3 separate regions of the Mus musculus genome follow, and all the other regions are linked to region 3. A link is a loop called in an ENCODE intact Hi-C map of the cell type or tissue named here. Cell type or tissue: heart. All regions are shown on one strand.

The links. Hi-C counts contacts between places; a loop is a spot of excess contacts. Peaks named below come from ENCODE experiments on the same cell type or tissue, not always from the same donor. Only the 100,000 strongest peaks of a DNase experiment are listed, where the experiment ranks them.
Region 1: a loop joins it to region 3, with 4 times the contacts of the local background. A loop is called at or near these places in 9 of 42 quality-filtered maps.
Region 2: it touches region 3 in a loop (2.1-fold over the local background); 18 of 42 quality-filtered maps call a loop at or near these places.

The regions. Positions count from the first base shown.
Region 1 is chr6:134,465,411-134,473,410 of GRCm38, reverse strand. Lrp6 (low density lipoprotein receptor-related protein 6) reads left to right here. Exons shown (of 23, transcript NM_008514.4): 13 at 2,520-2,722; 14 at 4,557-4,768; 15 at 5,712-5,902. Among named protein-coding and RNA genes, the nearest start is that of Gm52921, 18 kb to the right of the region's middle. In heart, a CTCF peak has its summit at 3,921 (motif pointing left); a DNase peak (open chromatin) is centred at 2,360; H3K4me3 peaks cover 653 bases; H3K27ac peaks cover 566 bases.
Region 2 is chr6:133,956,389-133,964,388 of GRCm38, reverse strand. No RefSeq gene overlaps it. Among named protein-coding and RNA genes, the nearest start is that of Gm46977, 75 kb to the left of the region's middle. In heart, a CTCF peak has its summit at 3,496 (motif pointing left); a DNase peak (open chromatin) is centred at 3,508.
Region 3 is chr6:134,603,449-134,611,448 of GRCm38, reverse strand. Mansc1 (MANSC domain containing 1) reads left to right here. Exons shown (of 4, transcript NM_026345.4): 4 at 598-2,242. The coding sequence ends at 1,481. Gm38910 (a long non-coding RNA gene) reads left to right here and starts at 3,446. Exons shown (of 2, transcript XR_869496.1): 1 at 3,446-5,774; 2 at 5,908-6,217. In heart, CTCF peaks have their summits at 3,949 (motif pointing right) and 7,441 (motif pointing left); DNase peaks (open chromatin) are centred at 3,928 and 4,768; H3K27me3 peaks cover 636 bases.

The sequences.
Region 1 (8,000 bases), 140 kb after region 3:
GAAAATAAAGTCTCATCACATCTCTGTGTATAGACTACAGCAGCCCTCTGCCCCCACCGTCATTTTTTGTGGTTTCCATTACCTGTAGTCAGCCTCCATCTGGAAATAATAAACTGAAAATTCCAGAAATTATTCGTAAGTTTTAAATTGCATGTGGTCCTAAGTAGCGCAGTGCAATCCATTTCAGTCCTACCCACGATACAAACCGTTCTTGCCTAGCACTTGCATTCTTTCTGTGCTGCGCTCTGTGGCCATCTCTTATGGTAGTCAGCTCTCCTGTGTTCAGGTGGGTGGTGCTAATTCTCCTTAGTAGTTTCCCTAGTGCAAATAGTGGCAATTAAATTACAGTATATTATTACAATTTCTTCTCATTGCTCTGTTGGCCAGCCTGTAAGTATGTCTGTCACATGTATGCCTGGTGCTCACTGGATCCCCGAAAATTACAGTTACAGAAGGCTGTTAGCTACCATGTGGGTGCTGGGAATTGAATCTTGTACCAACAAGAGCTCTTAACCAGTGAGCTGTCTCTCCAGCCCCTTAAATTAAATTTAATGATAAACATAGGGAAATATATAGCAAATTAAAGAATTGGTACTGACAAACTATCTTTATCAGTAGTGGGGAGGGGCTATATTAAGGTTTAAAAAGTACTTTTAGGTATTCCTGTTGCTGGTAACACTCTCAAATGCCATTTGTTTGTGTTTTGAAGATAGGCTCTCATCACATAACACAGGCTGACCATAAAATCACTGTTGGCCTCGTTTCTCTACTTCTCAGATGTTATCCTGAACTGGAGATGACTCCAGAGTAACGAGAGGCTCAGTCCCTGGGATACGGAAGTGTTGTCTTGGGCACACCTTCTCATTTCATGAATGGTATCATCTTACCATAGAAACACAACGTTTTTTTAGTGAAGTTATACTTATTGTTGTTTTGTGTTTTGTGTTTTTTTTTTAAAGTTTTGTTTTACGTGTATGAATGTTTGCCTGCACGTATGTATTTGTGCCATGTATATACCTGGTACCCATGGAGGCCACTAAGAAATGTTAGGTCTCCTTGGTTTGGGATTAAAGCCACTTGTGATCTGCCATGTGAGTACTGGGAATTAAGCTTACATCCTCTACAAGAGCAGCAGGCACTCTTAACCACTAAGCTGTTTTTTTCCAGCCCCTATTTTTGTTTTGTTTTGTTTTGTTTGGGGTGGGGGTTCTTGGTTTTAGACAGCTTCACCCTATCTAAGTCTTGCGTTTGCAGTGACTCTTCTGCCTTAGTCTCCAGAGTACTAGGATTAGAGGCACTACAGCTGACCTTAATGCTTGCTTTCAAGATTATACATGATAAGTGTTAAAGTGTCTATAGGGACTTGAACCCAGGGCCTCATGCAGGCTAGGCAAGTCTTCTCTCACTGAGCTACGTTCCAATCTATTATTAGTTGTTTTTTTGTTTATCACTTTTTCCTTCTTCTCCCTGCAAAGCAAATAAAATCTATAACCTTTTATGTTATTATTAAATGATTAATTAAAAATAAGATCTTTGGTATTTTTGTAAGACAAAAAAACAGGCTAGATGATTGAAAACCAATGGCCAGGGGGTTGGAGAGATGGCTCAGCAGTTAAGAGCACTGACTGCTCTTCCAGATGTCCTGAGTTCAAATCCCAGCAACCACATGGTGCCTCAAAGCCATCTTTAATGGGATTCATGCCATCTTCTGGTGTGTCTGAAGACTGTAATACTATACTCAAATATATAAAATAAATAAATCTTAGAGGTAAAAAAAAAAAATCAATGGCCAGAGAGATCTAGGTACAAAATTGTAACTTATTCCTCTAATTCACCTTTTTAATAACTAAAAATGAGACATACAGATAAATCTTTTATAGAGTCCATCCCTTTTCTGTAACTCTAAGAGTGATTGAGCCTTTTCCCTGCTAACATCCCAGGCATCTATTCAGATGTAACTGAGCATTGAATTGTTCATCAGATGCAAAGCTCTATTAAATGAGAGAAGACATATCAGTCACTTACAATGGAGCCAAAGGTCTAGTAATAACTATGTAACTGAAAATAGTTAGGTAAAGGCCAACTGGAAAGGAGTAGAGTGACTAAAGAGACACAGAGTGAGCGTGGGAATCAGACTGGGAGAATCTCATCTGCCTGGGCGCGGAGGAGGTCAAGGGAAGCCACACAGAGGCTGGGGAATGGTCCCGGAGGTGTGGGTGGGATTTAGAGGTAAACCAACAGAACCGCTCTGGGCAGCACAGCACCATCAGCACCATCAGAGAAAGCAGGAAGAAGAAGCAGGCGGAGGGACAGGGCGGGGAACAGTTACAACAGCTTGATAAGCCGAGTGCTGAGTGTTCTCCCTTTGAAGGACGGTTCTGGACGCGTGCCAAAGCCTTCTTCCCTTAGCTTTACCAAGCCCTTCCAGTTGGAGATACAGTAACCGCCTCGCCAAACCTCGCGGCTGATGAAGCCCCAGTCCCTCACTGTGTTTTAGATTTGCTCTTTTCTTTTTAAAGCTCCCACCACCTTCCTGCTCTTCAGTCAGAAGAGCGCCATCAACCGCATGGTGATTGATGAACAACAGAGCCCTGACATCATCCTTCCTATCCACAGCCTTCGGAACGTCCGGGCCATTGACTATGACCCTTTGGACAAGCAGCTCTACTGGATTGACTCTCGACAAAACTCCATACGAAAGGCACATGAAGATGGTGGCCAGGTAACTCGGGCTTAATCCAGAGTTCATTGCTGACTAGAATTGCTTCAACCGTCCCCACTGCTTCATTTGTGTACAGGGGAGATGGAAGTGCAGAGATCATACTTTTTATTTTTAACTTCTCAAGTTAACTGTACCCTAGAGACATGATGATGGTGGCGCTGGGTTGGACATTTTATCAGGGAAAAGAGGTCGTTAGTGACTTTGACCACTGGTTACATCTACTCTTGCTATCTTTCCATTATCCTGGTCTGTGCAGAAGTACAGGTCTTGAAATCAAGTAGGTCTTAGTTCCGATCCCAGCTCTGTCACTCATTAGAAATCTCAGTTAACTTTTTTGATTGAACATAATGCAAGGCATAAAGCCTCTACCTGTTAATGATAGGGGTTGTACAGATATAATTATATCACTAATTACCTTTTACTTAAAAGACTCATTGAGTAAAAAACATAATCTTAGCAAAAAATAAAAACTCCAACAGTTTGATCCAGTATTTCTTGGTAACTATTTGGGGACTGCAGAATGAGAATAATGATATTATCAGTCTCATGATGATATCATCAGTACATGCCTATGTACGAGGCATGGATTTCAGTACTATTTACACTTCCTTCGTCTCTGGGCTCAGCCAGTGTAAGCTTCAAATGACAGCAGCCGTTGGCTGTCTTCTTTACAGCAAGCACTTTACATTTTGAGTGTGTTAAAATATAGGGAAATGAGATTACTCAAGTACCTTACGGTGAAGAACAAGGAGGATGTCATGTATAGGGTGCTGAGGATCATTTAGCAGTGTTAGCAGCGTGCTCATACCTTGTACTCCATCTGTACCTTATTCTCATAGGCCAGTGCTAGTGGCCAGTAACTGGTAGATAGAAATTACACAGCCAAAGACACGGCAAATAAATTAGATATCTTTTTGAAAGATCTTTTTGAAGTTGTATTAACTCAGAATCCTAGTAAATGAAATAAAATTTATTTGGACCGACTATATAGAAAAATGTGCTTTTGGTTGACTTTGTAAGAAAATATTACATTAATAATAGTAATATAATAATAATTGCTATTGGGCTGGAGAGATGGCTCAGCAGTTAAGAGCACTGTCTGCTCTCCCAGAGGTTCTGAGTTCAAATCCCAGCAACTACATGGTGGCTCACAACCATCTGTAATGGGATCTGATGCCACCTTCTGGTGTGTCTGAAGACAGCACCAGTATACCCACATACATGAAATAAATAAATAAATCTTTTTTTTTTTTTAATAATTCCTGTTTCCCCATATAGGACAGTAGTCCCAGCATGCAGGAAGCTAAAGTGTGGAAAGTCCCAGCTGCAGAGCAGCGTGTCTGTGTGTGAGGGTGTGGAGGCCTAGGGTGCGTCTCCACAGACTGCAGGGTGTTTAGCAGCATTCCTGGCTTTCACCTAGTAGTTGCCAGTAGGATTTCCACATCTTGATATCAAAATATCTGTGGATATTCCCACATCTGTGGCGTCCTGTGGGTGCAGCATCACCCTTGGATGGGGACCACTGCTCTGGATGTATTTCTAGTTTGTGATTGGAGCTTCCATTGTTTATCACTCTGGAAGAAAGCTGTTCTCCTCTCTGATCAAGGCATCATCAGATTCTTGGACCTCTCTGTGTTGTCCCCACCACCCTCTTCTGCTCCAGGTTAAAGTAGCCCTGAAATGCATTTGATAAGCAAATACATCACTCATACAAACCCTTTTTTAAAGACCAGATACCCTTCTGATGTATGCTCACACGAATTAAGAATTGTGTGTATTGTCTTGTGGTTGTCTGGTGTGGAGTCTGAGTTATGTGTTTCTTTCTTTTCTTTAGGGTTTTAATGTAGTTGCAAACTCAGTCGCAAATCAGAACCTTGAAATACAGCCCTATGATCTCAGCATTGATATTTATAGCCGTTACATCTACTGGACCTGTGAAGCTACCAATGTCATTGATGTGACGAGATTAGATGGACGATCAGTTGGAGTGGTTCTAAAAGGCGAGCAAGACAGACCTCGAGCCATTGTGGTAAACCCCGAGAAAGGGTATGTTCCAAAGCCACAGCCTGAGACTGCCTCTGATGCCTCCTCACCCTTCGTTTCTCTTTTAGTGGTCCTCACACCAGCAAACAACTCCACTCAGTGTTTCCCACCCTTGTCCCTCCTCCTGCATTTTCTGATATGTCTTCTTTCATTTAATAGAGCTTTGCATTTGATGAACAATTCAATGCTCAGTTACATCTGAATAGATGCCTGGGATGTTAGTAGGGAAAAGGCTCAATCACTCTTAGAGTTACAGAAAAGGGATGGACTCTATAAAAGATTTATCTGTATGTCTCATTTTTAGTTATTAAAAAGGTGAATTAGAGGAATAATTTATAATTTTGTACCTAGATATCTCTGGCCGTTGATTTATTTTTTTTTAATCTATAAAATGTAATTTTCTGAAAACTTCTTGGTACCCTTTGTTACTATTATTAAAAGGAGTATATTATCTTGACCTTTTTAAAAAGATAGGCGGGGTGGGGCGGGGCAGGAGAACCTGGAGAAAGGTTAACTGGTAGCTCCTCTTAGTTGTGCTTAGCAGTGAGACGCTCCAGCACACTGTTGCCTGGGAGACTGACTGACTGCAGAGTGCATGCCCCAGAGCGCTACAGAAAGAGCTTGAGTATGCTCACTGTAAAAAGTACACCCCTGAGGAGATAGAGATACTTAACAACTATAAAATATAAACAGACATTGAAATATCAGGTTTACTCAATTATATATAATTTTTGTTTGTTTCCACATGGCTGGACATTTTTAAATAGATTTAAAAGTATTTTACCTCCATTTATCTTTTTAAATTTGTGTTTGTGTTTTGTAAGGCCTTGCTCGTGTTAGGCAGTGGTTCTGCCAATCAGCTGTACTTTCTGTGTTTATCTTACCAAGACTAGTCTCAACTTCTCTGATTCTTCAGCAATTTTTTATTTTCTCCTATTATCTTTAGGTATATGTATTTTACCAATCTTCAGGAAAGATCTCCTAAAATTGAACGGGCTGCATTGGATGGTACAGAACGAGAGGTCCTCTTTTTCAGTGGCTTAAGTAAACCAATTGCTTTGGCTCTTGATAGCAAGCTGGGCAAGCTCTTCTGGGCTGACTCAGATCTCCGGCGAATTGAAAGCAGTGATCTCTCAGGTACCCAGAAGTGTCTCTGTATTTTAATTTGAGTTTTAAAATGGTTTCAGTGCTGTGAATTTGTATTCTTCCCATGTTATTTTTATACATGATTATAATTTTATCATTAGATATATTTAGCATCATGTTAGTTAAGGAGATCTTTAATTACTTCCTTTGTTCCCTAATTACTCACTAGTTTTATTGATCTGAAAATCATGTATCTTTTCCTAATTCTTCTCCTCGACTTTTACACTCTTGTCTTCTCTGAACTCTAGCCTGTGACTGGTCTCTCAACTCATTTTTCTATATAAAAGTTTGCATGTGTAAACATTCACAAACAAATTTTACATATGCAGACATCTGACTTGTGACTCCTCGTGTCTCTTGTTAAGTCTGGAGAGTATTCTCAACCAAGGAAGAGCTGGCTGTGCTCCTACTTGGCTCAAGTTGGTACTCACCCTTCACAAAGGCATCACGTACATTCTCACACTGTTAACGTTTTACTTTTATGGTCCTCTGCTTGTAATCAGTTACCTCTTCTATCATAAATCATGATGGCCTCGCTAGTGACCAGGAAAATAAGATTGAAATGCACTGTTTATTTTTGTCAAAGTGGCAAAAGTATGTTAAGGTTTATTGTATGCAGCGCTTGTCAGGATGGCGGAAATAACACACTCTCCTCAGAGTGGAGCTGAGCGCAGGCGCGAGCACTTGCCTGACGGGCTGGGCTGAGTCCTAGCTCCATAACCCAAATCCAGTAGAAACAGCAGAACCTTTAGTGTGGAACATTTTGCCAATAATTATCAACATTTAAAGGAGATAACCTTTGATTGGATAGTTTCCCTTTTAGATGTTATGTCTTATATAAATACTACCCTTGTATTCACTGAGCATTATTTGTGATCATCTTTCCTGGAAAAATACATTGTAACATGTCTGCATGCTGCTTATCAGTTCCATTCAAGAATAAGTAAGGCAATTGTGATGAAGGCTCTAATTCCTCTTGGAAACTAAAGCAGGAAGATACTGATTTTGAGGCCTGCCTGGCCTAATACCAATACCCCATTTCAAAAAAAAAAAGCAAAAAAACAAAGCAAAACAAAAACCAAAAGCAACCAACCTCCACAGTGCTACATGGATCTTGTGAACATTACTCTGTGACCTAAAAGTAGTGGTGGAATTTCCATATAATACAGACAGTAACATACAGACATATATACATAGATTCTCTCCACAATTCACATTAGTCTAAAGACCCTGTCAAAATTTTATGAGAGTTGTCTCTCCAGCACCTGGCAGTGTTGGAGGCTTTAACCAGTCTAGTCGTTTAAAATACACTTCACAGCCAGGCGGAGGTGGCAGAGCAAGTTCCAAGACCTCCAAGGCACACACAGAAACCCTCTCTTTAAAAAAGCATACATGCGTGTACAGACACATACAGACAAAACCAAATAAAACAAACACCCAAAACAAACAAATTTTTAGCACAGTAACAAAGTTTTTCACCTTATTTATTGAAACTGAACAAAATTTATGTTGTATTGATTTCCCTGTTTTTTTATAACTCATATCTCCTCCCGACCCCTGAAAGTCTAACTGGGTTACCCACATGGGCTGCAAACTTGAGGTATCCTGCCTGCCTGCTCCTCCTGAGCAGCCCATCTGCCATTTCCATTTTCAGTTTCTAGAATTTTCTGTGGATTCAGAATATGAATTTACTGTTAAGTTACATATATGATAATTAAGTTGCATATATGAAAAAGAATTTGGATCAATCTTAGCCTTGTTGAAGGAAGTTTTGTTCTGTAGTTGTCTTGTACTTTTTACATTTATATGAGCCTCCTTTTGCTGATAAGACAAGAAACTTCGCATTCTGTCTTTTCTACTGTTTTGAGACATAGTTTAAAAAAAAAACAAAAAAACGTTTTTGCTTGAATGCATGTCTCTGCACCACATCTGTGCCTGGTACCTGTGGAGGATTCCCTGGGACTAGAGTTACAGATGACTGGGCTGCCATGTGGGTGCTGGGAATCAGACCTCGGTCCTCTCGAAGAGCAGCAGCCAGTGCTCTTAACCACTAGTTTATCTCTCCAGCCCATGAGATAAAACTTTACCA
Region 2 (8,000 bases), 650 kb after region 3:
CAATTCCCAGTAATCACATGAGGTGGTTCACAGCTACCGGTAACTCCAGCTTCAGGAGAGTCCAACTCCTCTGACCTCTGTGGGGCAACTGTTCTCACAGCAACCAACCTACCTACCTACACACACACACACACACACACACACACACACACACACACACACACACACACAGACACACACACACACACACAGACACAATTTAAAATAATAATCTTACTATTGGTAGTGGTATCATTATTATTGTGTTGCTATTTAATCAGTGTGCATGCAGGTACATGTGTACCATGGTGCATGTGTGTAGGTCAGAGAGCAACTTTTGGGAGTTGGTTCTTTCCTTTTGTCATGGATTCCTAGGATTGAACTCAGAATGTCAGGTTTGCACGGCAAATCTTTTTAAGAGCTAAGCTACCTCATTGGCCTAGGGCAATCATTTAAAAAATACAGTTCCCTCTTGGGGGCTGGAGAAATGATACAGTCTATAAGAGTACATCCTGGGCTTGCAGAGGACCTGTTCCCACATCTGGTGGCTCATGGGTTACAACTGTAACTCCAGTTTCAGGGGATCTGATACCCTCTTCTGACCTCCATGGAACCTGAATACATGTGATATATATCTAGGTAATTGGACATACATAATACATACATGCATAATATACTTAAATAAAAATAAATAGTTCTTCTTCTTTTTTTTTTTTAAAGAAACTGATGTTAAAGATATAGTGGTCCTCCAGCATTAGGGAGGCTAATGATAAATTTGAAATTTGTTGGAATGTTTGGTCAGGGAGTTGCCTTCCTTCAGTACACAGTTAAGTGTAGTCACAGTATGGTTAGCATGCTGGAGTTGAACAGGGTGAGAACAGGAGTTCCTCAGATAAGCATGACAATGAAGGGTGTCACCAGCTCTAGAGGATGCTAATTTCTTTGATTCTGGTCCCATTCTTATGAGCTCCCATGATCTCGGCTCCTATTCTTCTCCTGAGAATGTGGCTCTGATTCAAGTACGATTGTTCGCCGAGATACGTCTTGATAGTTTCTACATATGCAGTAAATATTTATTGAGCCCTTAATATATGTCAGACATTGGGTGTGGTGCTGGAAATAAGACAACGCTGCTGCCCTCAAAGAACCCATATTCTACACAAATTGCCACTCGTGCATCAACTGAGCATTGCCAACTGTTGTTATTTCATTAGCAGAGACCTTGCCAGGCGTGAGTAGGAAGAGTTGACCCCCTCTCATTCTGACAAGTCAAACAGAAGGCTTGTATGTGGCATTCTGTGTGCTCGGATAAGCAAGGCATGAGGACTCTGACCATCTCAAACACAATAAAAAGTCATTAGTGCAACCCAGGGCCTCACTAACATCCTGGCTCATTTTGTCTCTTCTTTTTTTTTTATCATCTTAATTATTATTAAGTAAAGAGTATAAGCAAGCAAACAAACAAACACGTACTATTATACTAGAACTTTTTCCAGGAGAACCGGTCAAATGAGCTGTTTCGTGTTTGTTTGAGAGGAGTCACGCACGCTAGCTGGCCTGAAACTGAGTACCAGGGTTGCCTCTCATGTCCTGGGATCAAAGGCCATCACTTCTGGCTGAAATAAACTGGTTTTAAATTTCAATCAGCTCAAACAATTAAAATTACCCAAAGATCAATTGTTTATTTCCAAATGCAAAATGCCTTCCTGGTGAATACTGACTTCTTTAAAACCCTGTATTTCAGCTGTTACTGTAACTATGGTCAGTCTTCAATTCTCTTTTTAAATTAGCATGCGTGTGTGTTGTCAGTGTTATCTGAATCTAATAAACTTCTGAAAGTCTCTAAAATAGAAAGACTTTAACCAATCTTCACTGAAATCAGCCCGAAATATATGCTCCTTCGGGGAATTATAAATTCAAGGGCAGCCTGGGAAACGGAAAACCTTGTCTCAAAATAAAAGTGAAAACTTTTTTGTTTGTTTGTTTTTGAGGACTGGAGATAAAGGTCAGAGGTAGAACACTGGCCCAGTGTGTAAGGCCCTAAATTCAGTTCTCGGTACTGCAACACAAAACGAACAAGTCAAATTCAAAGCTAAATTGAGAGTTTATCTTTCTCCTGTCAGAACGGCAGTCAGTCCTTAAGAAAATAAGTAAGAAAAGTGCTGGTGAAGATGTTGAGAAGAGGAAGCCCTCATCCCCCGCCAGCGGGAATTTCTTTGACACTAGGTCAACCGCTGTTCTTTTGGAATAAAGCCAACTTGATCACCGTGAGTGATCTTGGGATGAGCTTCAGTTTGTCTTGCAAGTATTTTATTAAAACGAAATATATCTATGTTCATCAGGGAGTTAGCCTATGATTTTCTATTGGTTATTGTTGTGTGTGTTTGGTTCGTGTATTACTAATATCAGCTCCGTACAAGATGTATCTAGACACTGCTGGTGAAATTGTAATTAGGCCTGCTACTGTGGAAGTCAGAGCGGCAGTTTCTCAAAAAGCTAAAATTAGATACAGGATGACCCAGCTGTACCACGCACTCGTGACGTTTACCTGAAGAGCTCCATCACAGGGACACTTGCCCATCAATGCTCGCAACAGCCAAGTTCTAGAACCAATCTAGGGGTGTATCAACAGAGGAATGGATAAAGAATGTGATATACATATATAAAATAAATTATTATACATATAATTTATATGTAATAAATATATTTCAAATTCATATAGATGAATTTGAAAAAAATTATGTTTGCTAGTGCCTGCATGGATGTGTGCACATACACATGTGAGTGACTTTAACCTAAGACCTCCTGAAAATATTGGGTCCCTGGAGCTGTAGTGGGTTTTGTTTTGTTTTGTTTTTCAGCCACAGAAAGGAACGGAGTTATGTTCTTTAGAGCAAAATAGATGCAAGGAGAGATGACCATAATAAGTGAATTAAATCAATTCTAGAAAAAACAAATATCACTTCTTCTCATTTGTCCTTCCTAGATTGTATATAGACCTATCAATAAAACATCATTTATTTGAATGTGGTGTTGCACAACTTTAATCCCTGCATTTGGGAGGCAGAGGGAGACTTATCTCTGTGAGTTCAAGGCCAGCCTGGTCTACATTGTGAGTTCTAGGACAGCCAGGGCTACATTGTGAGACACAGTTTAAAAATAAAATCATGCGTGTATGACAGGTAAGTAGAAGTGAAACTGCCTAGGGGAGCAAGAGGGACTAACAGAGGGAAGAGGGGTTAAGAAAAGTAGGGTGGGAGGCCTGAGAGGTATGCTCACAATATATGAACACATACACAATCTACAGTTTCTAACTAAAACTCAATAAAACGGCAATGCTACTGATGGGATACGAAAAGAATATTAACATTTCAAATGATGACGTTTTCTAGCTTAGATGAGTTAGTTCTTCATTCATTGATCATTCAATCAGTCAGTAAATGAATCCACCATATGTGTTAATAACTAAGTGAAATCGGTCAAAGTGGGGTATGCTCTCAGTTCAGTTATCTCCTGCTGCCACCTACTGGGCATATCCTTTGCTACGACTTTCAGATACCCAGAGTTTCTAAGAGGAAGTTGGAGGGAGTCTACTATTGCTTGCTGGACCATTGCAATTTTTTTCTTCCATTTTTACATGTGAATTTTAGATCATTTTACGGTTGGTTCTTATTTTAACTGTACACGTTTCTTTATATAAGGCAAAATGACCAGATCAGTGTAGCTAATGTTTGCACCTTAAACATTTAACAATTTTTAAATTAATTCCTAATAATTGCACATAATAACCACAGTATATTTATAGGGCGCAGTGTAGTGTTTCAGTACATGTGTCCATATTCTCTTAAGCACAGCTCTCGTCACCTCCACCCAAATCCCTGGGGCTCCAACACAACTCTTGCAGCAGGAGCAGTTGTTTCTCAATGAGTCACTGCCCTGTGTGCCAGGGCAGCCACTCTGTTCCTCTCCCTCCCCTAGAGTTTTCCTAGTGAGCTTCTGTTTGAAGAAAGTTTTGACTTGCTTTGGCTTCTTTCCATTCTGGTGGGAGTTAGAATTTCTTGCCAGGACAGTAGAGGTGTGTGCCTGGATTGCCTAATGCAAGCGAGAGTCAGAGGCCTTTGCAGCGGGCACTCCCAACCAAGTTTGAACCCTCTCTTACTTCTGAAAGGCAACCATGTCATGGAGGTGGAGAGGAGTTAAGACCTTCTCATGGTCAACTGGGGTGCTTTAAAATGCTGTGTGGAAGTTGGGACACACAGGATTCGGCATTCGATGGCTCATTGGCTCTGCATCATCAAGTCTCCAAGTAGGTCAAATACATCACGGGATGGTTTAGTCACAGGAGGAGATGGACCAGTCACCCGAAGTCCGCTGCTGACTCGGATGCCTCATTCTCTCCTCCTTCAAGCCAAGAGCTCCCCAGACATTGTTAATGTTTTATGTAGAAAGGATTAACCAAATGTATACTAGTTGTATTAACCAGATGTATAACTTCGGAGGAAACTGTCTCCCATCGAGTGTTGTCACACCAAAAGTCATTTTGGACTTAAGAGATAAGATTAATTGATGGAATACTAAACATCCTTCTAGAAATATTTCCAGTCCCTTGTTGGCTGAGTGCCAGCACTAATGTGCCTGAGGCAGGTGGATTGCAAGTTTGAGACCAGCCTAGGCTATATAACAAGACTGTCTCTTAGGAAACCAAAATGCAAGTAAAATAATTTAAAAGATTTATTTTATTTTTAAATATAACATGTGTCTATGTGGGCATGTATATGTGATGAAGACACTCATGGAGGCCAGAGGAGGGTAGCCCCTGGAGATAGAGATACAAGCACCTGACTTTAGTGCAGAAATAGAATTCAGTCCTCTGTAGGAGCAGTATGCAGTCTTAACGGCTAGGCTTTGCACCAGCCCTCAAACAAATGCTTTAGGTAGTGATATTCCTATTTATTACCACCAAAGAGTTTGTGGAAAAATGTATGTATGTATAAATATGTATGTATTTGTATTTATGTATATATGTATGTATCTATTCTATCATCTCTCTCTCTCTCTCTCTCTCTCTCTCTCTCTATCTATCTATCTATCTATCTATCTATCTATCAATATGTATGTATATATGTATGTATATATACTGTATATATGTATCTATCTATCTATCTATCTATCTATCTATCTATCTATCTACCTATCTATCATCTATCTGTCTATCTATCTATCTATCTATCTATCTATCTATCTATCTATGTATAAATATGTATGTATATATACTGTATGTATGTATGTATGTATGTATGTATGTATGTATGTATCTATCTATCTATCTATCTATCTATCTATCTATCTATCTATCTATCTATCTATCTATCTGTAGGGCTAGAGAGGTGGCTTTATGGTGAAGAGCACTTGTTGCTCTTGCAGAAGACCTAGGTTTGTGTCTCAGCACTTACATGCTGTCTCACAACTACTTGTAACTTTACTTGCAGAGTATGTGGCACCATCTTCTGTCCTCTGCAGGCATCACACACACATCATACATACATAATACATACATACATACATACATACATACATACATACACACATACATACACACACACACACATACATACATACATACATACATACAGATGAACACTCATGCACATGACATAAATATACATAAAATGTTAAAAACATGCACATATTTATTCATGTTTAGTGTCTCCTGAAAATCTTTAAGAACTCCAGGCTTATCCTTATTGCCTGAAAATTTAAGGACATATCCTGTGCGCAGTCTGCACTCAACTGTAGGAAGGGCAGAAAGCACAATTTTGTTTGTTTGTTTGTTTGTTTGTTGTTGTTGTTGTTGTTTTTTGAGACAGGGTTTCTCTGTGTAGCCCTGGCTGTCCTGGAACTCACTTTGTAGACCAGGCTGGCCTCGAACTCAGAAATCCGCCTGCTTCTGCCTCCCGAGTGCTGGGATTAAAGGCGTGCGCCACCACCGCCTGGTTCAGAATGCACAATCTTAAGTCAGCAGCTGAGTTCCCTCTTTGACCCTCTGTTTCTTGGTTCTTTTTCTTTTGTTTGATAAACAGTCCACCAACCCACTCAGCTCCCTTGTCACTCTGATCATCTCTCAGACTCCAATTCTTCTTCTCCTTTTTCTAGTTCTTGTTATTCTGTTGGTGATGGTCACTGCCAACACAGCCTGGATCTCCCCATACTTGTAGTCCTCTGGGATGTAACTCAGTCCGGCTAGCCACGCCCCTCTTCTTTACAGCATTCTCAGGATGAAGTATCCCATGGAAAAAGTCCTTGTAGAACTTGGTAAAATTCGACATACTTCCATGAGGGCTCCAACTCATACACTAAAGTATCTCATGTGAAGTTATGGTGTCTTGTGTTCTTTGGGACAGAAGACACACTAAAGCATGGGAATGAGAAAGCCTAGAAGTGGGGAGGATAAGAATTGGGAGGGGCTTAGAGAGATGGCTCAATTGATAGCATTCTTCGCTAATCTTCCAGGGTACCCCAGTTTGATTTTTAGCACCCACATCAGATAACTTCCTGTCACTGGTCTGGTTCAAGACCTCTGGCTTCTGCTACACTATCAATACTGGAATCTCACTGGGACTCCTCTTGGAGATCGTGTTGTTGCCCTGTGTCATGGAAATACTGTAGTTTTGAATCTCTAGGCTCTTTCACATGTTCCAGTAGTTCATCAATGGGGTAGATGTTGGGGTGAGCCAGTTCAAAGCCCTGGATCTGGGCCTGGAAGGTATCTGAGCTGGTCAGCCCACCAGCTCTCTCACATCACACCATATCTACCATACCACACCACACCGAACCCTCCAGCACTGTTCTGGCTAGCTCATCTAATTCTGCAGCCAGCAAGGGGCAGAAACAGCTCTCCCACTCTCATGTACTTGGGGCTGGCTCAACACTCCCATACCACAGGACCAGCTCTACTATGCTGCCCAGGATAGGGGCAGGTCCTGCTCTCTGGAGTGCTGAGTAGGCAGAGCACTGGGCCAGCTCTCCCATGCTCACACCCTCCAGTTGGCTCACCCATGTCCCCTGCAACTAAGGTTAGCTCTTCTGTGCTTCTTAGCAATGTTCCTGTGCTCTCCTGAGTACTGCAGCTAGCAAGGGTTGGGGCCAGCTCTTCTGCTTTCAAGCCCTCAGGACCAGCTCTCCCAGAATGCTCAGGCAATGAGTGGGTCCAGTTCTGCATAGCTCTCAGATATCAGCATGACCCTGGGTGGTGGCCAAGACCAAGGATATCCACTTTGCCTTTGGTGGTAACAAACCACTGCTGCTGAAGGGTCAGGGATCCAGACATGGTCCTTAGTGGTAGCACAGGCCAGGACTTTACCATGGCCTTAGATGATATCACCTGCTACTCACACCAGGCTGTTTCTTACTACTCTTCAGTTCTGCCTCTCCTCACTGTGCCCACATCCTTCTGTTTCTTCTTTTCTTCTGTTTCTCCACCACTTACTTACCTCTTTTAGTGGTAACTCTGGTCTCTGGGTGTCTAGGGCAGTGTAAGGAGTGTCTTACCTGTGCAGTGTGGCAACCTGGCAGGGTCATCTCAGGTGTTATCTGCCTTCTCTGGCCTGCGGGGTGCCAGACTGGTGGTATTCTCAGGCTAGTTACATGTCCAGGACCCTGTGGAGCCAGACTGATGGTCGTTTTGGGCTCACTCCCCACCAGAGCTGGATGGCCACAGGTGGGGGACTTCTCAGATCTCTTCCTGCCTGGCTGCATGGCACTACAAACCAAATTGGGAAGGGGGACTGTTTCCCCTCAGACTCCTTCCCTGAATCACATGGCCCTAGGCAGGAGGTCTTATCATCTTCAGCTTGCTCCATGCCCTGGCTGTGTAGCCTATATGTTACTTTGATATCTAGTTTTTTTTTCGTGTGTGTGTGTTCTTTATGCATTTTGGATATTGGCCCTATGTTGAATAAGTAGTTGGTAAAAATTTTGAAGATTGGAATCTTTCATTTCTGAAGAACGGTAAAGGACTTTGT
Region 3 (8,000 bases):
AGTGCTCTTAACTGCTGAGCTATCTCTCCACACACACACACACACACACACACACACACACACACACACACACACACACACACACCCTTTTCTTAGCTTGTTTTCTATTTCTGTGATAAAACACTGACCAAAAGCACTCTGGGGAGAAAGAGGTTTATTTGGCTTATATATTCTGATCACAGTCCATCACCGAGGGAAGAAGTCAAAGCAGAAACCTAGAGGCAGGCACCGGTGCAGACATTCTGGAGGAAAGCTGGCTTGCTTTCCATGGCTGGTTCAGCTTGCTTTTTCATACAACCCAAGACCATCTGCCCAGAGGTGGCACCACCCACAGTGGGCCAAGTCTGCCCATATCAATCGTTAACCAAGAAAACGCCTTGAAAGACTTGTCTACAGGCCAATCTGATGGAGGCGTTTTCTCAGCTGAGGCTCCCCCTCCCAGGTGACTGTGATTTCTATAAATTGACAAAACAACAACAACCAACTCACCAGCACGTGCATCAGGTATCGAGTCTGGGGACATAGCAAACATTTGTACTATATACATACACACCATGGACATTTTAACTCTTCTTCTGATTTTCTTTATACTTTCAGATTTTCCGCTGACCAGCGCTAATTCATCACTCCAACAGTTAACACAAGGAGAGTTTCTCTTACTTGACCATTCGTCACCAGGAGCCACCCCTGGGTTTCGTACCCCAGCAGGTTACCCAAAGCCCACCGGCCTGTCTTGGAGTGACAGATCTTCTCTGAAGTCCACAGCCCCCCTGCACTTGCGCAAACACATCAAGGCTGATGAAACAAGCATGCAGCTCCCTGAAGAAAAAAGCCATTCTCAGAGTTTACAGCTTCCCTCAGAACTAAAAATGGCTCATCTGCTCCCTAAAACTGTGCCGACTCCACCTACCACTGTAGCTGTGGCTCCCCTCCGTAACGTCTCTGCCACCCTGAAGCCTGAGCTTCTGTTGACCAGCATTTCAGTGACAGCTAAGACTTTGAAGCAGAAGGAGGCCACCACAGCATCACCTGTCACCACCGTGACCTCGAAGCTCCCAGGAGTCCCAGGGTCTACAAGTTTTACACCCGTGGTTACACATCAGGCAGCTTTGACTAACACCTTTCAGGCACATACAGACTCCAAAGGCATCTTAGAAACAATGCCCTTTCAAGGAGGCTCTACGCTGACTTCAGACCCGAGGCACGGGAAAAGCTCAACCTCAGAGTCTTCCATTACAAACAAGACTGCTTCCTGGGAGGACAGGAGGGTCAGTGTAGGCAGCGCATCGCTGAACAAGGGTCCAAAAAGCCAGCATGGCCTTTCATTTGAGAAGTGGCTTCTCATTGGGACCCTCCTTTGTGGTGTTTTGTTTCTGGTAATAGGTCTCGTCCTCTTGGGTAGGATGCTGGTTGAAGCCCTCCGTAGGAAACGGTATTCAAGACTTGACTACTTGATCAACGGGATCTATGTTGACATCTAAAGACAAGTTCGGTATCTCTTAGTTCATGTAAGAACTCATTGCCAATCGCACCTGTGTCCCTTCTGCCCAGCCGGTCTCAGCAGGAACTGTATCTTGAAGAATAGCCCTACTTCCCTCCCCCTCCCCCTCCCCCTCCTCTCCCTCCTCTCCCTCCTCTTCCTTTTCCTTTTCGAAACAGGCTCAGGTAGCCCAGGCTGGTTTTGAACTCCTGATCTTCCTGCCTCTGCCTCCTGAGTTCAGGGATTGCAGATTTTCACTACCATGTCTGGATTTTTAATTAAAAAAATTTTTTTTAATTTTTTTTTTCCCAATACTACATACAGGTCAGGGTCCTCTGCATGCTAGGCAAGCCATCTCCTTCTGAGCCATCCCTCAGTCCAACCACTTTCTGTTTGTCTGTTTGGCTTTTTTTTTTAAAGAGGAAGAGAAGAAGGGTTAAAAGAAACTAAGTTAAGTTACTGAGTGATCTGTCTGTAACATAGTAGCTGAAAATAATTCCTAACTAGAATGTTAAGTATACTTAAATATAAACTAGAAACGTAGTATCTGGCTTTAGATCAAGACAGCTTGTTGGTTTAGGACATCTGAGCTCTGATTCATTACTATTCCCCATTCCAGATAATGGCAACTGTTTGATACGAGTTTTAATGGGTCCTCTTTTATTTTTATTTTTTTATTTTATATGAATTCCAATAAAATTCATTCCAGATGTATCTTCCTCCAATTAAATATTTGAATAAATCTCTTGTTCTGGCGGCACAGCCAGCTGGATAGCTTTCAATTTCTTCCCATCAGCAAAGTGAGGGAGTGGGGAAGCAGGCACCCCATGCTGAAAACCTACGACCTCTCTTCCCACCAATGACCAAAGAAGTTCCTTAGGGAGGATCTTAGCAGAGTGTTAGTCCACCATGGAGACGACGGTTTTTTGTTATTTATTTGTTTAAGACAATGCCTCACGTAGCCTAGACCGGCCTCAAACTCTCCACGGAGCCAAGGGTGGTCTTGAATTCCTGATCTTCCTGCCTCTGCCATCCAAGATCTGGGATTACAAGTATGTGCTCCCCTCCCCCACCCCGTGACTGGCTAGTTAATTAGTTCTTATACACAGCCAAACAAGGGATTTAGGATTAGGCCTAACTTTTTTTTAAAAAGTGCTAACATTTTCTAAAATTGTACCAAGTCTAAAAATTTCTGACATTACTTATGACTATCTAAACTTGAACAACCATCAATTACAGGTTCACTGGGAATGATATCAGAAGTAATATGTAGCATTTTGATTAGTATACTATACTTTTTATTGGTTGCGTTCTGCAATTTTGGGGAAATGTTGATAAGGAAGAGATTTTGCCAGACAAGTGGGGTTAGGGTAACTAAGAGTGGAGAAGACCATCTGGGTCCGTTGGACCTCTCATCTCTGGATTTCAATGTGCTTATTGGCTATACAAGAATGGTAGAACCATCCAGATATAAACAGGTTAGTACATATTTGTGTTTGCACACGTATGTAGAGACCAGAGGTCAGTGTCAGGTGGTGTCTAGTTTGACACTGTTCTTGTGAAGAATACCATGACCAAGCAACATTTCCTGGTCAAACCTCACCAATGAGGGAAACGGGGCAGCAACTAAAGCAGGGACTGAAGCAGAAATCACGAGAACCCCTGCGGATGGGCTTGCTCCTTTCTTATATAGCCCAGGTTCATCTGTGTAGAGATGTACTGTCCACAGTGAGCTGGGTCCCCCTCCTTCATCCATCAGACAGAGGTCAATATCATGGAGGAGACAGTCTTTCTAGGTGTGTCACGTTGACAGTCAAGATACTAACACAGGTCATTTCCTCTACGATTCACCTATATATTTATTTATTTAGCTTCTTTTTCAAGACAGGTTTGGTGTGTGTGTGTGTGTCCTAGAACTAGCTTCGTAGACCAGGCTGACATGGAACTCACAGAGATCCCCCTGCCTCTGTCTCCTGAGTGCTGAGATTGAAGGTGTGCGCCACCACCACTCTGCTTTACGCCTTATTTATTTTGTTTAATCCAAGCTCTTGCTGAATATGGAGCTTACCGTTTGTCAAGACTAACTGGCCAGTGAGCTCCAGGAATCCCCCTGTCTCACCTCCCCGGTGCTAGGATTCCAGAATGCACCATCACACCTGCTTTTTAAGTGGCTGCTGGGATCTGATCTCAGCCTTTTCCTGACTGAGCTATTTTCCTAAGGCCCTAAACGTGGTTTTTAAAGGTAAAAATGGAGAGCTGACTCAGCAGTTCGGAGCACTTGCTGTTCTTACACAGGCCTGGGGTTCAGCTGCCGGCAGCCTACAGCTGTAACCATCTGTAACTCTAGTTCCAGGTGATCGAACATCCATCCCCTCTGGCCCCGCACAGGTACCTATATGTGTATATGTATACATACAATCTGGCACATACATACACTGAACACACACACACTTTGGACTTCACATGTGACCTAAACAGCAAGCACTAGAGGGCAGTAGCTGATTAACAAGGGTAGCCAGGAAGGCAGAAGGAGAAAATGACCCAAGGGCTTCTCCCCTTCCTCCTCACCTCTTCTCTCCTCACCTCCTCTTTCCTCAAGGCCTTCTTCCCCTCCATTCTCCTAATAACTGCCTCCCCCCCACCACCACCACCACCACAGTCTGGGTAAAACGAATTTGAGAGAAAAGCTGGCCTATTGAAAGTCCATTTTTTTTTCATGTATTTTCCAATTTACCAGCTTGACACAGCTCTCCAAGGAGCTTACACAAGCTTTAAGGAGGTTGAATAAATAAAGCCTGGCGATGGTTGAACAAGCAGCTTTTTGAATATCCACTTGTAGAGCAGAATCAGATTTGTAACCAAGTGCCTTGGGAGTTGGAAACGGCTCCCCTCCTCGTTAGTGGGCTTGGAGAGGAAAGAGAAAGGCTCTCTCTGTATGTTTATGGAAGCTGCCTCCTGCCTCCTTGCCTCCACTTAGTGCCCACCTTTCCTGGGATGAAAGACTTGCTTTTTTTCTTCCTCTTTTTGAGTTCTCACTCTAGCCCAGGCTGACCACGGTTTCTCAATCCTCCTGCCTTCAGTTTAGAAGTATAGACTTACAGGTATGTTCTACAACGCCTGGCTCTAAATGTCTCCTTTCCCTCCCCCTCCCCCCTCTCTCTCTTCCTTCTTTTCCGTCTCTTTGCCATGGGGTCATGGAGTCCAGGCTGGCTTCCAGTTGGCTGCGTAGGCAAGGATGTGCTTGAACTTCTGACCCCCCTCCTTTCTGCTTCCTGAGTGCTGAGATTGCAGATGTACGCCATGGTGCTTGGTGTTAGGCCGGGCTAGGATGGGGACCCAGGGGCTTTGTGCATGCCAGGCAAGCATTCTACCAACTTGCTCCCCCTCTTTTTTTTTTTTTCTCCTCTCAACTTTGACCACTGAGCAGCCCTACCCCTTTCCTTTCCTTTTGAAACAAGGTCTTGCTAAGTTGCCCCAGCTAGCCTTAAATTCAGCTCTGCAGTCAGGCGGGTCCTGTACTCGCCATCCTCTTGACTCAGATCAGCCTCCTGAACATCTGGGATTACAAGCTTGCACAAGCATCCAAAATGCTTTCTCCTAAATGCTTCGTAAATGAAGCAATCAGAGAGGAGGCTGTAGCCATCCATAGCTTAGGTAAGAGACGCTGTGAGGCCAGGCTCTGCCGGTGTCTGGTAAGGAAGCACTTGGATTAACGGCATTCTTGTTGGTTTAATTCTTGAGACCAGGTCTCAGGTAGAGTAAACTAGCTTTGTAAGTATTCTATAGCTGAGGCTGGCCTTGAACTCCTGAACCTCTTGGTTCTACCTCCTCAGTATTGGGTTTTCAGGGCTGTGCCACCACACCTGACTCATCTACAGCCTTTAATTTTCTTTTCTCAATGCAGACACTTTCGTTTTTAATATTAAATGACAAATGAAGCTATCCTGCAAAACAAAAGGTTTTTGAATATGGCTTATAAAGAGCTCATAACAGGCACTGGTCAGGTGTCTTGGCTTTTTACTCCCATAGAAAGCCTGCGGCTCTGCTAGGACACAGGCTTTCCTGTGGACACAGGAGGTACCTGGCTTGCTGGCCTTGAACAGAACATGCCCCGTGGTTCAGTCTTCTATGCCCACACCTGGATGGAAAGAACCATCATTGGCTACAGGCAGAGGCTGCCCGGCTCTCTCCCTGGACTTCTCACTCTATTAAGGCTGCTGTGTTCTGCCCACCTGACATTCCTGCGGCACTCCGAGGACATCTTGGTAGTCGGGACCATGAACTCTGTCAGCAGGTACAGCACCGGCACTTTGGAGTGAAAGGCCACAATGGCCAGCACACCCTCTCCCTCCTCCCATCCCATGTAGGTAGGTGGTCTGTAGAGTCAGTGGCGAAGCATCTAGGAGTTCTTGCATATCTCCCCCCAGGTGGATCCTTCACATGGACTGTGGGCACTGTATACACTGCTTCTTGAAGCCTTTCTCACTTGAGACTCCCTCCTCTCTGATGACTCTAGCTGTGCCAAGCTGACATAAAAGTAAGCAGTACTCTAGGCAAGCACTCTATTGTTCCCTACATGCTGGCCAAAGAAAGAAGGTGGTACCATCTGCCTCCCTCCCACAAGATCTGAGATTTAAGTACCCAGCCCTTCCCACCACTTCTTTAACATGCCTGATCCGTAGACAAGTCAAGATACCCAGTGTGCTTGTAAATAAACTTTCCTTTTGTACCTGGCAAGTTTCCTCTCATCTTTAAAACCAAGATCACGTATTACCCCTATGTCTATGCTCTTCCAAGGTGACTGTTGTTCTTCCTGGTCTCGTGTAGTTCAGGCTGGCCTCAAACTCACAGAGATCCTCCTGCCTCAACATCTTGATACCAACTTTCACTTTTTTTGGTCAAATGGTTTCCCGCCTCCTCAAAAGTAGCTTCGACTGTTGGCATGTGCTACCCAGCCTGATTGGTTTTGCCTTTTCATGTGGCTACCTTTTCTACCTGGCAATCTGAAAAGTGTCTGGAAGGTTGGCAGTCATCTTACAACGCGTTTCATCTGTTAGAGCCATTTATCGTTTGCCATCTGTGGCTAGAGTGCGTTCTCCTTCCACCCCATTTGATCCTAATTATATGTTGTAAAGGGTGAGAAAAACACAGCTTAGAGAGCTGCAGGACTTGTCTGACCTGGTCCACCACCCTTACATCCTTGCTTTATCTGCCTTTGAGTTATGATAGCCTTTGCATTGAATTGGTGATCAATACATAATGATTAGAGGGCTTGGGGGATATAGCTCAATGGTAGAGCATTCACCTAGTTTCTTCCAGGCCATGGGTTTGATTCCCAGCACCATCACCACAAAGTGGAGGAGGGACAGAATATAGTATGGTGATAGAGTATTTGTCTAGGATATTTGAGTCCCTAAGTTCAATTCCAGTGTCGGAAAAGAAAGAAAGAAAGAGAGGAAGGGAGGGAGGGAGGGAGCAAGCCAGGGAGAAACCTTGTGGTTAACTTTGACACCTTTAGGCGCCCAGCACTGTGACAGCTACTGGGTTTCCTTTTCAAGGCACAAAAGGAAACGCAGATGTAGTCAGACAAGAAGTATATGAGTTAGGGAATGTGGGCAGACTTTCTCTGCTCTCTGATCTACCCAGATGTTAGCAGCTTTGCACTCCCACTACTCCCACAACCAGCCTTTCCAGCCATGATAACTGAACCCTCTTTACTGGAAACCAAAATGTTGTCTCCAACAAAAGGGGATATGGTAATGGGGTAGCCTTGTAAATTCAATCCCCCCAAAAAATGTGTTTTTAAAAAACAAGAACCAGGCTAGAGAGATGGCTCAGTGGTTAAGAACAGAGACTGCTCTTCCAGAGGTCCTGAGTTCAAATCCCAGCAACCACATGGTGTCTCACAACCATCTGTAATGAAATCTGATGCCCTCTTCTGGTATGTCTGAAAACAGCTACAGTGTACTTATATATAATAAATAAATCTTTTTTTAAAAAAAAAGAACTTCATAATCATAATTCCAGTGTTGTGGAGGCAAAACCAGGTAGATCCCTGGGGCTCACAGGCCAGCCACTCTAACCTACTGGGTGGGGTCCAAGCAAGTAAGAGAACAAAACGAAGAAAACAGAAATGGCAATGGAGGGACTGTAATCTGGAGCAGCGCTTATGCTCTTAAGTGGCTAAGACAAGGTATGCGGGACCGGACAGAGGAACCACAGCAGGCAAAGGCATATTGTTATTTATTTTGTTCGTTTTGAGGCAGAGCCTCATCTATCTCAGGCTGGCCTTAAACTCTCTGTGTAGTCAAGGAGGCGCTTGAACTCCTATTCATCCTGTGTGCCCACCAAAATCTGGTTGGTGTCTGCTAGACAAACACCAATTGAACGACCTTCCTGGCCCTATTATTTTACGGTCACTGAAACTGCATATGTAATGCTGAATGTACTGACCTTAGCTAAGCCCCCTAACCAGGAGGGCATTCTGTGCCGGGCTGACCAGGTACAGTGGCAACCAGAT